Linked DNA regions of Homo sapiens: regions 1, 2, 4 and 5 are each linked to region 3. Evidence: chromatin contacts called from ENCODE Hi-C data. All regions are on one chromosome and are shown on one strand. Each heading gives the region's core, a stretch centred on a gene start or an enhancer-like site at or near the end of the contact. The rest is flanking DNA. Distances are from core to core; before and after follow the strand shown. Region 1 holds the start of TRIM23 (tripartite motif containing 23). Region 2 holds the start of CENPK (centromere protein K). Region 3 holds the start of BTF3 (basic transcription factor 3). Region 4 holds the start of JMY (junction mediating and regulatory protein, p53 cofactor). Region 5 holds the start of HOMER1 (homer scaffold protein 1).

Region 1 (2,700 bases), core at 131-2,630, 7.9 Mb after region 3:
TGCTGCTGTTTTTTCCTAAATAATGATCTAATTAAATCACCAAACTTACTCAAAATGGCTGTGTACAAAAAATGAGAGTTGACATTAGATCTCGGACATATTTCCCACATACACAGTGATTTGAAGTAAACTGCAGTTTGTTTTGAATAAATCTAAGTTATATGTTGTATTACTATGTATTGCTAAATTCTCTGCACTACTGTCATGCAATACTAATTTTACAGGGGAAGCTGAAGCCTGATTAACTTCGTCAGTGCCACAGGAAGAAACAAGAGACAGAAGGAAAAAGCACTTTGGATGCCCGCTGTAATTCACAGAGATCTCCACGGTAGGAGCGGGACGTCAGCTTCTGCGGCTAAAATCTCGTGACTGAAGCAGCACAGATCAGAAAGAACGATTTACCAGGTATCTATTTCGTTCTAGAAAGGGGCCCATAAACCTAAAAAGCATCCAGGAGAAATCGCTTCCTCCCGCTTGGCGGCAAAGGACAGAGCAGGAGGGCGAGCACTGAGTGTTTAAGAAGGATGAGGCCTACATGGCAAAGGCTTCGATAAGTAGGGAATGCAAGGAAACAGAAAAGGGGGAATCAGGTTCGCAAAAGTTTACCTTTTAGCGCCAGCAGGTGCTCCTGTTTAGGGGGATTCACTTCCATTTTGACCGGCACTTTTGACCCACAGCCTACGGGGGCTGGACAGGTTCAACTTGCCCCGGAAGGAAACGGAAAACCTCGCGTTTGGCAAAACCAAAAGTCAAACGCACTCTCAACCTCTCTCTGGTGGTGGTACCTTAAATTCTCCTACTGTGTCCTTTACAAACTGGCTTCTTTTCAACAAGTCCATTTCTTCTATCTTAGAAACGTAGGCATAAAATACTTTGTTTTCCATCTGCAATCACACATCGCGACTGCAGGAAAAGAAACCACCCCTAGGTAACAATACGCGGCCTCCCAAAGGCCAACGTTGCCGGAGTTTTTTTTTTAAAAAAAAAAAAAAAAAAAAAAAAGAGAGAGAGAGAGAGTGGCATGCTGGGATTTGTAGTTTATACAAAAACCGCGTTGCATGCAGGGAGATGCCCGTACCCCCTCACCGCCCTCAGTTCACGCCCTGGCTGGTTTGGATTCGAGAGGAAAAATCATTAAAGGATCTGGAGTTTTCACCCCAAAACTTTAATCGTTTTGTCCCTTCTTTTTTTTTCTTGTCTTTCCTCCAGCAGCTGCAGACTACATAATGAAAAATAACAAAAGTGCCCATGCGCGAGGCTGTGCAACTAACCACCCGACGATTGCGGGGAGGAGGAGTAAGAGTCGGCTAAGCGGCGCCCAGTGTCCTACTGCGCCTGTGCGCCGGTGGCGTGCGCAGAGGCCTCTGGGTAGGTGGCTCAACCCCGCCTCTCAGTTGAGGACTCTGAAGGCTGTTTCTGTGGCGCTTCCCCTGCGAGGATGGCTACCCTGGTTGTAAACAAGCTCGGAGCGGGAGTAGACAGTGGCCGGCAGGGCAGCCGGGGGACAGCTGTAGTGAAGGTGAGGGACCTTGCGTGCTCTATTCTCCACCATCGGCCTCCCTTCGGTTCATCCTGGAGACCTGGCGGCATCGCCGCGGCCCAGGCTTCGATAGGTGGGATGCGCGGCCTCTGGGCCCCTTTTGGCATTACAAGTCTCGTCCTGTCCTCTGCATCCTTTCTCTCCTATGGCCTGAAATTGCCTGGTCTTCTGCTCATGACATGTCATCATCGGGACATTTGTGAAAAGGAGCTTGCGGGCCAGTGGCAGTGACCTAGACCGGTCTTTTCTCCAGGTCCTCTGCTTTTAGTTAAACTCAACAGACATTAATTAGCTTAGTATTATAAATTGAGTCATCATCATCGTAACTACGTACTAAGTTAGGTGTTTTAGCTCGTTAATATCTACTTATGAAGTAGATGTGAATTCCCATTTTACAGGGAGGAAACCCAGGTTTAGGTAAACAGTGTGTGGCAGAGCCCCGGGTTGACCGGCTTTAAAGTCTGTACTTTTCGCTCTTGTACTGCGTCTGTAATCAGACATCTGTTATTGGGTGAGCTGCCCCCTCCCCTGTTAGTAGTACAGTCTATTAACTCTTTGCACAAGTCTGCAGCATCGTCATAGCTGGGCATTAACGATAGAGTTTATGAATTTTCTTATGCTTGAAGTTTGAGATTCTACCATGTATACATGCTCCAGAATCAATTTGCTAAAAAATCATTTGAAATATGTGGCACTCATTTTTCCCTTCCACTGTTGTGCACGGAAAGATATGGAGGGGAGAACTGATCCCATTGGTTTATAGAGTAACCTTCAGGAGCATCTCTAATCTAAGAGATTGATAATTCTCATTCCTGGCTACATATTAGGATCACTGAGGAGTTTTAGTACACTACTGATGCACTCCTCCTCCAGTTCTGATGAGGTTGACATCAGTATATTTTAGGAATTACCAGAAGTTATTTTAATGTGCAACCAGGGTTATGAATTACTGATCAAGGTAATATATGAAGTTTTTTTCACATCTTGAAAAGTAGACACCTATGATTATTCAGGTAATGTTGGTTTTATATGACAGCAAATGAGACATTTCTTCCCACAATTTAGTATCAGTGAATATTGGTGGTTGTTGATTCAGATGACCTTTAGGTACTAATGAAGTTATTCTACAGGTACACGGCATATCTGATATGCAAAGGAGC
Region 2 (2,726 bases), core at 147-2,646, 7.9 Mb after region 3:
GCAGATTACGAGGTCAAGAAATCAAGACCATCCTGGCCAACATGGTGAAACCCCGTCCCTACTAAAAATACAAAAATTAGCTGGGCGTGCGCCTGTAGCCCCAGCTACTCGGGAGGCTGAGGCAGGAGAATCGCTTGAACCCCGGAGACGGAGGTTGCGGTGAGCCGAGATAGCGCCACTGCATGCGCTCCAGCCTGGGCGACAGAGCGAGACTCCGTCTCAAAAAAAAAAAAAAAAAAAAAAAAGAGAGAGAAAATAATGACAAATCATTGAAGTTTTTTAAGGGAAGGTGCTAAAGTACGATTTGAGCTTAGACCACATTTAAAATGTCTTAAATACTTAAGGAAAACATTTCACAGAAAAACAAGATAACAAAACAACAAAGACAAGAAAACTTAATCTACCCCTTTTCCCACCCCTTTTATTTGATAATAATTTGTGATTATTCCTCGTTAGTGACAAAAAGACTCAGCCCATCGTATCAAGAGCGTGATTTCAAAACCACAGACTTCGGGTTTTGGATGAAAACAAATCTGTGATCTAGGAAGCTTACGTCATTTTCCCTAGATGCGAAAATTTATTAGTGGAAGTGTCAGAGTTGAAATTATCTTTACCTACCATGATTCGAAATAAGCACCGCCTTCCTCTCGCGCCCCAACACATTAATACATTAACACCACTCCTGAACTAAAGCCTTAAAGAGAACTGGTACCCTTTTGCATACCTAAATAAGAGTTCGAAATTCCAACTTCATGTGGCTGCTGTGGGGAGTAAATGAGAGGAGCCAAACACATAAGAATAGGAAAATGTTAGTTTTAGCATCTGTCATAACAAATCAATGATCAAAAGTGTTAGATATTATCAAAAAGACGTTGTACTACGCTTAAATCACTATTTCGTTAAGACATGCAAGTATGGAGTAGCCAGAAGTGAGAGGACGGCCCTCTGTTCTGAGGGCACAAAACTCCACACATCATCCCTCTTCGGATCTGGCTTGAACCCTCCTACTCAGCGGACGCAGCACTCCAATTCGTCCCGGTACTATGTCTGCAGCTACCTTTCCTCTTCTTGGCCAGTGTTGCCTCCACAGGTAAAGGTCCAACCCAGCGCTCTTCGTTCTCCTCATCGTTCTCCTGGGACACCGCCACTGCTACTGCCAGCTCTCTTTCGCTGAGTTCTGTTTTTTCCGGTTCCTCCGGGTCCCGGCGCCTTCTACGTCTCTGCTGAAAATCGCTACCACTTTCCGCCGCCATGTTGTTCGCATCGTCAGAAAAGGCGCGACACAAAACTCAGCTACCAATCCCAAAGCAGCGGCGCAGTCTTCTGTCAGCGTCCGAGCGAGTTTCGGGATTGGCTGGGGTGGGAATGAGCACATCCAATGGGCATGCAGCGCGCGCAGAAGTCCGGGGCTGGCAAGCGCTTCCTGCGCAGCGCCTAGGCGACCTGGAGTTTGTGACGCTGTGATGGTAAGACCTGGGCCGGGGAGGTTGATATAACGGTTGAATCTTGTGGAGCTCCAGTCCTGAAGGTGAAACCCTTATCGCCGGCCAACTAGATACCTGACTTCCCAGCCGGGCTTTGAGTCCCGTTCTTCTCGGCTTCCCGCGCGCCAACGCAAGCTCCATAACCTCACCAATATTTAGAGAAAGATGGAAGGGTGGGGACAGAAGGAAGTGGTTAACTCGCGGGTTTCCTTTCAGATGCACTAAACATGTTTTCTCTCCTGACCTTTATTCTCTCACACACTCTCTGAAGAAGGTGGTGAGTGCTTGTTACTGTTTCTGGGGGTGGGGTGGAGAAGCAGCTACTTCAAATAACCAAAAGACCTAGGGCAGAACGGGTCACTCTTCTTTCTTCTCTCTGGTATAGGATTTCATCTCCTAGCAGTCATCTGAACTCTTTCTCCTCCTCCTCATCTGTCTTCTTCATTTTTAAAAAATTAGGTAAAAAGCACATAACATAAAATGTATTATCTTAATCTCTTTTTTAAAAAATCAAATACAGCTTGTCAAAATGACCTCCGTAAAACACTTCTTTTTTCTCTGCAATTACTTTTGCACCAACCTAATAAAATCCTCGTCGTAAATCTCTTCTCTACTTTTGCCTTGAGATAGGCACCACGTACAGGGAAGGAACTGCCCCCCCATAGTAGGCACTTTATTTTATTTCAAAGGTTCCCATTATTTGACCATTCTACCTAGCAAGTCTCATTTCTTCTCTGCCCTCTGCTCTCATCAGACTACTTTCTTTTGTGTCTCACAAATTTCCCTTGTTCGTTCTTGCCTCCTACTCTTATGTTTTTATGCTTGAAAGCATCTCCACAGCGATTTAGCCTTCATGTTTACAGCTTCTCATCTTTCAGAGACCAATGCAATAATGAGGATGAAGATGATAATGATAATGATAATAATAATGTAGCTAGTTAACATTTATTAAGCATTATTATGGACTAATTCCTTCCGGGTTGGTTTTTCTAAGCTTCCCTATCCTGAATTCCGATAGTACTTGCAGGCAGTGTTGTATACTTTACCATTTCATAGCACTTCTGACTACCTGAAATCATATCATGTATTTAGTTATCCATTCATTTATATTGTCTGCATGAGAATGGAAGCTCTACAAGTACAAAGACTTTTTCATCTACACAGCTAAAGCCAGTGTCTGACCAATGGCACACATTAACATATTTGTTGAATAAATGAATGTATTTTAGAATTATGTGGGTA
Region 3 (2,700 bases), core at 64-2,563:
TCATTTTTACAGTAATACAAAGTCAGAACAGGAAAGATACCTACTTGGGTTATATTTTCAAATCTAATAGTCACTGCTCTTAAACTCCAAAATGTACCCGTATCTTCAAATACCCTTGAAATATGCAACTACCCTAAAGAATATTTAGTTCAGAAAGCAGTACAGAAAGGTCTCAATTTACAAGAGAGACAAACAAGCACTGACTTTAGAAAACTCAGGCCAAAACAAGTCAAGGGTATGATGTGCACAACGATCTAACTGAAATGACACATTTTCCTTACTAATTAAATTAGGAAACACTTTTGTGTTCTACTTACACTCTGTAACACTGAAAACACAAACATGTTTACACAAAGGCGATGTTTTTAGCTCGTCTCACTGATGTGTCTCCAACCCTCGTCTCCCCCGCTCCTCGAGATTTGCTAGCTCCGTGAATTTCCCTCGATAGGCAAAGTTTGTCACCGATAATATAAGAAGCGCAAAAGGAATATGTTTTTTAAAATACCTAAACCTTAAAAAAAAAACCCACAAACCCGAACTATTAAAACTTACTTTCCCACCAATGCGCACTTGTGCCTGCAGTTTGGCGAGTTTTTCCTGGTTCATGATTGTTTCTTTCATCTAGAAAAAGAGGAAATCCTCAGCAAGGATAGGTTTAGCTCACTCTAGCATTCCATGCTCGTTATTTCCCAAGATACCAGCAGGAAAATAAACGTCCTACACAGGCCGAAACCTGGATCCCAAATCCACCCCGCAAAGCTCCAAATTTGGGTTTCCAGGGAGCCCAAAGAGCACCCGCCTCCCCACCACTCCCCCACAGCTCCCCGCTCTTGGCAGGCCCGGATGAAAGGCTCTACCCCACGCCTGGCCAGCACCCCCCACCCCTGGCCCTGGCCTGGCCTCGGCCTAGCCAGGGCCTGCCCGGCCCGGCCACTCTCCGCAAGCCTCGCGGTACCTGAGGCTCCTGTCCTCGGGTTCCGCCGCGAGGTGGAGGTTGAGACAGCGTCGCCTCGCCCCCAGGGCAGCCGCCCCTGGCTCGACCTCGCCCCCGAGAGTCAGCCTGAGCGGGTGCGCCTGTCCGTCGCATCGCCTTCCTCTCCTCCTCTGCCCTGTCCCTCCCTGTCTCGCTCCTTCAGGGAACTTCCCGCCCCCGCTCCCGTCCTCCTACCACGCCGCCGTCCAGAGCCTTTTTGTACCTTGTCGGAGCGAATAAGGGGCCGCGCGGGGGACTAGGGTTGGTGCTCAAGGGGTCTCGGGTGGACCACCTGAGATTAGGCGCACACACGCGGGGACGCAAGATGGCAGCTAAAGGGAGGCCGGAAGTGACACAAGGCCACTTCCTTCAAGAGTCAGGAAACTGACTTCGCCGCGAACTCGGTTCCTCCCTGCGCACGCGCGACAGCGTTTGTGATGGTCCAGCGAGTCCCTATTCTCCTCCTCCTGCTCCAGCGGCTGCCGGCTGTAGGCCCTACGAGAGACTGCTGGCTTGGGGCGCAGCCCGTACCTCTGGGAGAGGCCACAAAGGGGTCGGAGAGCGCGGTCCTGTGCACAGTTAGGGTTAAGTCCGCTCAGTCTCCATTGGGCCCTGATCCTGAAGTTCTGTGCCCTCCGAAGAAAGGGCCTATTCACGTTTCCTGGAGACGCCGGAGGTGCCCAGCTTGTGCTCACCACTCAAGCAGCTCTCCCCTTGCTGGAGGTGTGGGTTGGAGAATTGCAGAATTTCCCTCTCGGCCCGAATGAGCCATTACCAAAGCATTTTGTCAAAAATAGTGAAGTTAGTTTGGCCTTCCAAGGTTAGGTGGTGTGGTAGATTGCGGGACCGAGGTTCAGAATTTCTGGGGGCTGTATCCCCGAGCCCCACTCCTCAGAATGCAACTCTGTACGACGAAGGAACTGGGTAATCCGCATTTCAGCCAATTTAGCAGATGACTAACCACCTTAAAACGGTCCACACAATTATCTTGTTTATCAGGCAAAAAAATTGACTCCTAGGTACCGAATTGGCATGGATTTGACAATTAGCGATTCACGGTTAAGCAGACTTTATCTATCTTAATCCAATCAAAGGAGAATTTCTGCCTGCTGTGTTTGGAGAGACAACGCGTGGATGTGAGTTAAACTTTGTTAAACCCAGGACAAGCTTTAAGATAAAACGACTGATATTTAAAATGGCAATTTAAATAAAAATGTTCTCTGATCAGCCTTTTTGTGGTCTTAACCATGAAATGTCTTTGCATATTCAAAAGTGAGTCCGAAATCTTAGAATGCAATGTGTGTAGCAAGAAAACTTGTTCAAGTGCAGACCCCTCTCCAGTTAAGATCAATGTTTAAACTTTTTGAATACTTTTTACATATAAGTTTGTTGCAACTGATGTCTCAAGAACATAACTGGTGAGGACAGCTGTATTGCCTTTTAGAATAATTGTTACAGTTATATTTACAAAAAACAATGTTGCTTCAGTTAAATATGAGTGAAGTTTTAGTACAGGTAAGGGTGTTTGTAGTTAGGCTTATGTGGGTTACCTTCCTAATGACAAAGGCCAAAATGGCAGTACCAACATTATGCTGTGCTCTGGAGATATTACAAAATATATAGAAAGACTCCCCCTTTTGGAAGAAATGTGTATCTTTGTCCAGGAACAGTTTTTTTCCTCTCCTCCATGTTATATTGGAGGCATTTGAAACTTCCTAGTCACGTGA
Region 4 (2,700 bases), core at 48-2,547, 5.7 Mb before region 3:
GAACACCGGCAGGCACGGCTCCAACTGCGAGTTCACCGAGCACAGCTGCTGGTGCACGGCGCGCAGGTCCTGGAAAGAAAACAGTCCGGCCCAGCTGCACTCTTCGGCCGGAGACTCCAGCTCGGTGGCGGGCGGCGGCTGCTCCGCGTCCGAGAGCGCCAGAGGTGCCTCGTCCTCCTTCACCATTTCCAGCACCTCTATCTCCTCGGAGACCGTCCCAGAGGCGCTCACTATCCGTACAGAGGACACCTGGGCCTCTCTGGGCGCCGGCCGGGCTGCTGCAGCGGCTGCCCCCGCCGCATCGTCGGCTTCAGATGTTTTCTGACCCGGGATGGGTTTGGCCCGCACTGGGCTCCTAAGACGACTCTCCGCCCCTTTGCTGCCAGGACTCCGCAGCCGCGGGTCCCCCAGAAGGCTGCGAGTGCTCCGAGGAGAGCCGCCCTCCGCCCAGGCCGAGCTCCGCCGGGGCCCGGGGCTCCTAACCAGAGTTGCAGAGGCAGTGGCCTCGGGCCGACCCCTGCCCGCCGGGCTGCCGGGCCCGCGGCTCCCGTCGGACGCAGCTCCGCCGGCCTCGGCGCCCCCTCGCGCCCCCGCTTGCTCCCGGGAGCCGCTCCTCTGCCTCTGGGCCGTCCGGTTGTGGCAGGTTATGGCAAACTTGCCCTCAATCTCGTTCCAGGCCACAATAAAGACGAATTTGTGTTTCTCGCGCTCGTCGAACACATGGGGCCGCACAGCCACCCAGTCCGACTCGAGCGTCTCCTCCAGCGCGAACGACATGGTGGCTCCGGCTTCTCGCCGCGGGGAAGGGCCGCCGGCCCGGCCCGCCCGAGGACTCCCCGCTGGCTGCGCCGCGCCCCCCGCTCACCCTCGCCGGGCGCCTTCAGCCATCTTAGTGCGCCGGCCGGCTCTCCCGGCTCGTTCGCCTGTCCCTCCGCGCCCCGACCGCCGAGCTCCTTTGTGGCGCGGATCGAGAGAAGGACAATAAGCGTCCCGGGAGCAGGTAGTTCACATGGTCACCTGCGGCCGGATCTGTTTACAAGCTCCGCGCTGCCGCAGCGCCTCGCGGCCGCCCGCCGCCCCCCGCGCGAGGCCGTGGAGCTGCGTCTGCGGCGCTCCGGTGGTGAGGCGCGGGTCCCGCGGGGTCAGGCCGGCGCTGTATGCGTCCCGGTCGCTCGCCCAGGTCAAGATCCCCGCCCCCGCCCCTGGTGCTGCTGCAGAAAGCCCGGAGCCGGCCTGACTGATGAACCCGTCTCCTAAACTCTGCGCCTCAGCATCGCCACAATGTTGCCATTCGACTGCTGACGTCGGCGGCTCCACGAGGGACGTAAACATGGGCACGTGCCGCACGCTGGTGACGCGGCGGCGGCGGCGCGCGCACCCCGCCCGCGCGCGCCGGCGCCTCCTCTCGGCGTCCCCTGAGCCAGCCCGCGAGCGGCCGCGCTCCCGACTCTCCTTCCTTCCGCGCAGCCTCCAGTTCCCCGGGGCTGGAGCCGGCTGTCGGCTGGTTGCCGGCTCCGAGGGCGATGAGAGTGGCAGGTGTGCCCTGCTGCACAGGTGGCCTCCGAACCCGGGAAAAGAGGAACTAAGGCGGAGGAACTGAGACGTTTCGAATTCCAGGTATTGAGACCCTCGAATGTACATTTGCCTCCATTCTCCTGGAGGGAGCCCGGACGGAGAGTCGCTCCTGCGTTCAGAAGTAGCGTGTTGCCGCGGGGAACGGTGTGCTGAACTATGTGGGGCTCGCCCCCAGCCTGTTAGGTTCTCCCCTAATGCCCTTGAGACCAAAACAAAAAACAAAAACAATTCCAGAAGCTTTTCTGGAAAGACAGAGTTTAATATATGAAAGGAAGGTGTCTGAGGAAAGCCCAGTAACAGTCCAAAACAAAATGAAAAATGAAAATGCCATGTCCTAACAGCATGAATGTTTACATTTCAGTTCATTGGTGTTTTATTGCTTCAGGTTTCATCATTATGTACTGTTCTGTGAACCTCGTTTTGAGGTCACTGGGCTTTAGCCCTTTTGAAGTTGTATTCAATTATGGGAGTTCCCAGAATGCATATACAAAAACAGTCATATCAATCTCTGCTATTCTTACTAAACTATGATGAAACACATTCTTAAAATTAGTAGACTTTATAATAATTATTGGCATTCTTTTTCCGATTAGTATTCAAGTCACAGATGTTGTGCACCATAGTAAAGCACAATGGAAATTAGTTCTTTTACATTTATTCACATTTCTAAAGTATATACAAAACCGTTTGGATTAGCCTTGTATTGTTAGGTTCAGTAAAAACAGCTGTTTATTCAGATGACAGAACAGTACTGAACTAGCTAAGCTTCAAACTTAGTTCAGTATTGTCCATCTTAAACTCTAAGCTTCAACACTTGGTTCAGTATTGTCCTGATATTTGAATAAACAGCCAAAAAAAATTTTTTTTTTGAGACAGAGTCTCACTCTGTGGCCCAGGCTGGAGCACAGTGGCACGATGTCAGCTTACTGCAGCCTCTGCCTCCCGGGTTCAAGCGATTCTCCTGCCTCAGCCTCCCAAGTAGCTGGGATTACAGGCACACACCACCAAGCCCGACTAATTTTTGTATTTTTATTAGAGACGGGGTTTCTTCATGTTGGCCAAGCTGGTCTCGAACTTCTGGCCTCAGGTGATCCGACCGCCTTGGCCTCTCAAAGTGCTGGGATT
Region 5 (2,700 bases), core at 128-2,627, 6.0 Mb before region 3:
TAATATGGTGTTTATAGACACACATAGCTAGTAAACCTATAGACAGCTACTCACCCTTGCCATACAGAAAATGCAAAACACACTTAAGAGATATTGTAATTACATATTATGTGGTCAAAACTAAAGAAGACGAAAATATGCTTGTGTTAATGAAAAAGGATTTGGTGCTCTTTCTTATTTTTAATTTTTAAATTTTAATTTAAATTCCACAGACTGAAACCCATATACTTTTTCTCTTTCTTGTTTTACTGGCTGGAGCCAAGTGTCATGGAACTCATATTCTTGATGAAGAGAAACTGAGAGGACACACTGGCATTTGCTATACGTGAACTAAGATTGACTCATTTTCCTATGTCAAAACTGCTATTTTGCAAATAAAATTACTATCCTTTATAACATTATTTCGTTTGCTTATTGCTCTGCTCTTTATTCTTTCGTGTTTCAGGTAACCACTAACAAAAAGTTTAAAAGTCGACTATGTCCAGAATGGCACTCTATAATTGAAAATTTAGGTGATTTTTCCGAAGTCCTGTTGGAAGCACATCTACCAGCAGTGTGATCAGGCTCTCCCTCCCACATTTCCCTGCTAGTCAGGACAAGAGAAGCCCGGGGGTGCTGCTGCAATAGCGGTGGGAGTGGGAGATAGGCTATTACCCGCTTGACACTGCACTTTTGCTACGAATGATTCACTCAGGTTTGGCACATTTGTTGCAAGGAAATCTCCTCCTCCCGCCGCTTCCTTGTTCGAGCTCCTCTCGGGCTGTCTCCTGTGCTTTGGCCTTTAAGGAGAAGTGAGAGCAGGTGGGCACACAGGAGCTCGCCGAGTCCTCCTCCCCCTGCTCCTTCCCTAATTTAGCAGTACTTCCGGCCGCGTGACATCATCCCCCGCACCTCGGTGACGTGAGCTGCGGGTGACGTGTGTGCGGAGAGAAGCGCGCTGACGTTGCTATTTAAAGGTCCTCCTGCGGGGAGGATGGAGACACAGCGCGAGCACCTGGTGTGGGGCGCGGAGGAGGCTGTGGCGGTCGGGAGCGGGGCCAAGAGCCAGAGGAGGAGCAGAGCGCACGGCCAGCCAGCCGCCAGCCTCTAGGGGAGGGGGGAAAAGAAGGACGAACGGACTGAGGGCCTGCCGCCGGCCCAGCTCCCCACGAGGGCCGCTCGGCCCCCCACCATCAGCCTCTCCGCCGCCTTGCGGCTGCTGCTTTCTCCCGCGGCCCGCTGCTCGCAAGGCCCGTCGGGCTCCCGGGACCAGTCCGCGCCCCAGCCCCCGGCCGCGGCTCCGCGGCGGCCACCGCCTCCCGTCCCTTCCCGCGAGCAGAGGGAGGGACCGCCCTCGCTCCCCGTTCTCTCCGCCCCCTTCCCGCCCCCCGCAGCCCACTCTGCCGCCGCGCTAGCTTCACGCCGGCGGCGCTGACCGGGAAAGCAGCACCCTCTTCTCTGCCAGCCGGCCGGCCGGCGGAGGCGGAGGCAGCGGCAGGCTTCAGGCCGCCGGGGCTGGCGCTGCTCTGCCCGGCGGTAGCCGGAGGCGGGCGCTGATGGAAGTGTGAAGAGGCGGCGGCGGGGCCCGGGGAATGTGAGGCGGCGCGTGGCGGCGGCGCGGAGCGTGAGAGACGAGGAGTAGGGGTGGGGGCGCTGGAGCGGCGGCTGCGCTTCGGCTTCGAGCCCAGCTCTCCTGGCCCCAACGCGGGCTTAGCCTCCCGCCTTGGCTCGGGCAGGCGCCCGTCGACCCTTCGGCCCCTTTCGCCCGCCCTGGAGCTGGGGGCAGGGTGCCAGTGGAAGCGTGGGGCTTGGCTCTGTGATTCATTCATTCTCCGCCGACGGGAGCCTCAGACCCGCTGTGCTCTGAAGAGAGGAGGGAAGAGGGGGCAGCCGCGAATGAAGGGCCGGGCACCAGCCGGGCTCCATTGTGCTCGGCGGCGGGGGGCGGGAAGGGGCTGAGGGAGGTGGGATCGGGTCCCCTCCTCCAGCTCTCCGGCGTGCGCTGCGCCCCCAGCCTGCTGCCAGCCTGGAAATGGCTCCGTTTATTCTCTTCGGGAGAATGAATCGATCCTGCCTAGCCTTCTCTTCGTCCTCCCCACCTCTTCTCTGCTCCGAGTCTTAGGAGGAGAAACATTTAAAAAGACAGATTCCAATGTGGAGTGCCGTGCAGGTTGCGAGCTGCCGGGTTTGCACTTCGAGGAGATTTTCCTGTGTAGTTTTTTTCCTAATGTGAGCGCAGGGAAGCCGTGGCATTACTGCTTTTGGGATTTTTATTCACGTGCACGTCGCGTTTGGTTGCTCGCTCCACCCCCGGAGACCTGGTGTGGTGGAGAAATTTGAACCCGCAGCCTTAGCTCCGAAAAGGCCGAGTTACCTGGCTCTCCCTGAGTGTCGAGGAGGACATGAGTGAAATGACCAGCGAACTCATTTTTTATAGGACTCGGTGAAGCCGGATTCTGCATTTCCCTACTTGTAGACTCATTTTGTGGAATAGAGTTGATCGCTGTCTCCTCCGCAAAGCATTTTAACTCGAATAAGCAAATGCCGCCTCTGTTTGAACGTTTTGGTATTTACAAGAGAGAAATCATTTTACCTAAGAGAACTAATTGAATTGGCAGCATCCTTGAAATACCTCCGGACAAGGATCTGGGGGTGGGGGTGGAAAAGCAACTGCGAAATAGCAGACGGAGAAATTCCTTTGGAAGTTATTCCGTAGCATAA

Evidence for each region. Hi-C counts contacts between places; a loop is a spot of excess contacts on that map. Pooled maps may share reads with other maps.
Region 1: a loop to region 3 is called in a pooled map, with 6 times the contacts of the local background. The contact joins the promoter of TRIM23 here to the promoter of BTF3 in region 3. A Hi-C loop is called at or near these places in 3 of 50 pooled maps.
Region 2: a loop to region 3 is called in a pooled map, with 14 times the contacts of the local background. The contact joins the promoter of CENPK here to the promoter of BTF3 in region 3. A Hi-C loop is called at or near these places in 4 of 50 pooled maps.
Region 4: a pooled map shows a loop between it and region 3 (23-fold over the local background). The contact joins the promoter of JMY here to the promoter of BTF3 in region 3. A Hi-C loop is called at or near these places in 5 of 50 pooled maps.
Region 5: a pooled map shows a loop between it and region 3 (12-fold over the local background). The contact joins the promoter of HOMER1 here to the promoter of BTF3 in region 3. A Hi-C loop is called at or near these places in 4 of 50 pooled maps.

Annotation. Positions count from the first base shown.
Region 1 is chr5:65,623,013-65,625,712 of GRCh38, reverse strand. TRIM23 (tripartite motif containing 23) reads left to right here and starts at 1,380. Exons shown (of 11, transcript NM_001656.4): 1 at 1,380-1,519. The coding sequence starts at 1,439. It overlaps TRAPPC13 (trafficking protein particle complex subunit 13), which reads right to left and starts at 686. Exons shown (of 13, transcript NM_024941.4): 1 at 607-686. The coding sequence starts at 652. It overlaps SHLD3 (shieldin complex subunit 3), which reads right to left and starts at 686. Exons shown (of 2, transcript NM_001365341.2): 1 at 607-686. RefSeq lists enhancers at 1,171-1,250, 1,381-1,710.
Region 2 is chr5:65,561,838-65,564,563 of GRCh38, reverse strand. It overlaps CENPK (centromere protein K), which reads left to right and starts at 1,396. Exons shown (of 11, transcript NM_022145.5): 1 at 1,396-1,466. PPWD1 (peptidylprolyl isomerase domain and WD repeat containing 1) reads right to left here and starts at 1,268. Exons shown (of 11, transcript NM_015342.4): 1 at 1,058-1,268. The coding sequence starts at 1,253. RefSeq lists enhancers at 819-1,479, 1,620-1,759, 1,480-2,141.
Region 3 is chr5:73,497,055-73,499,754 of GRCh38, reverse strand. BTF3 (basic transcription factor 3) reads right to left here and starts at 1,313. Exons shown (of 6, transcript NM_001037637.2): 1 at 956-1,313; 2 at 553-621. The coding sequence starts at 1,087. BTF3-DT (BTF3 divergent transcript) reads left to right here and starts at 1,435. Exons shown (of 1, transcript NR_186388.1): 1 at 1,435-2,202. RefSeq lists a silencer at 829-878 and enhancers at 515-1,325, 1,089-1,388, 1,419-1,478.
Region 4 is chr5:79,234,728-79,237,427 of GRCh38, reverse strand. It overlaps JMY (junction mediating and regulatory protein, p53 cofactor), which reads right to left and starts at 1,297. Exons shown (of 11, transcript NM_152405.5): 1 at 1-1,297. The coding sequence starts at 777. It overlaps LOC124901011 (a long non-coding RNA gene), which reads left to right and starts at 1,405. Exons shown (of 2, transcript XR_007058836.1): 1 at 1,405-1,617. RefSeq lists silencers at 1-62, 346-615, 786-1,225, 1,256-1,305, 1,346-1,395 and enhancers at 1-155, 207-843.
Region 5 is chr5:79,512,811-79,515,510 of GRCh38, reverse strand. HOMER1 (homer scaffold protein 1) reads left to right here and starts at 1,377. Exons shown (of 9, transcript NM_004272.5): 1 at 1,377-2,700. RefSeq lists enhancers at 655-844, 553-1,100 and a silencer at 1,095-1,804.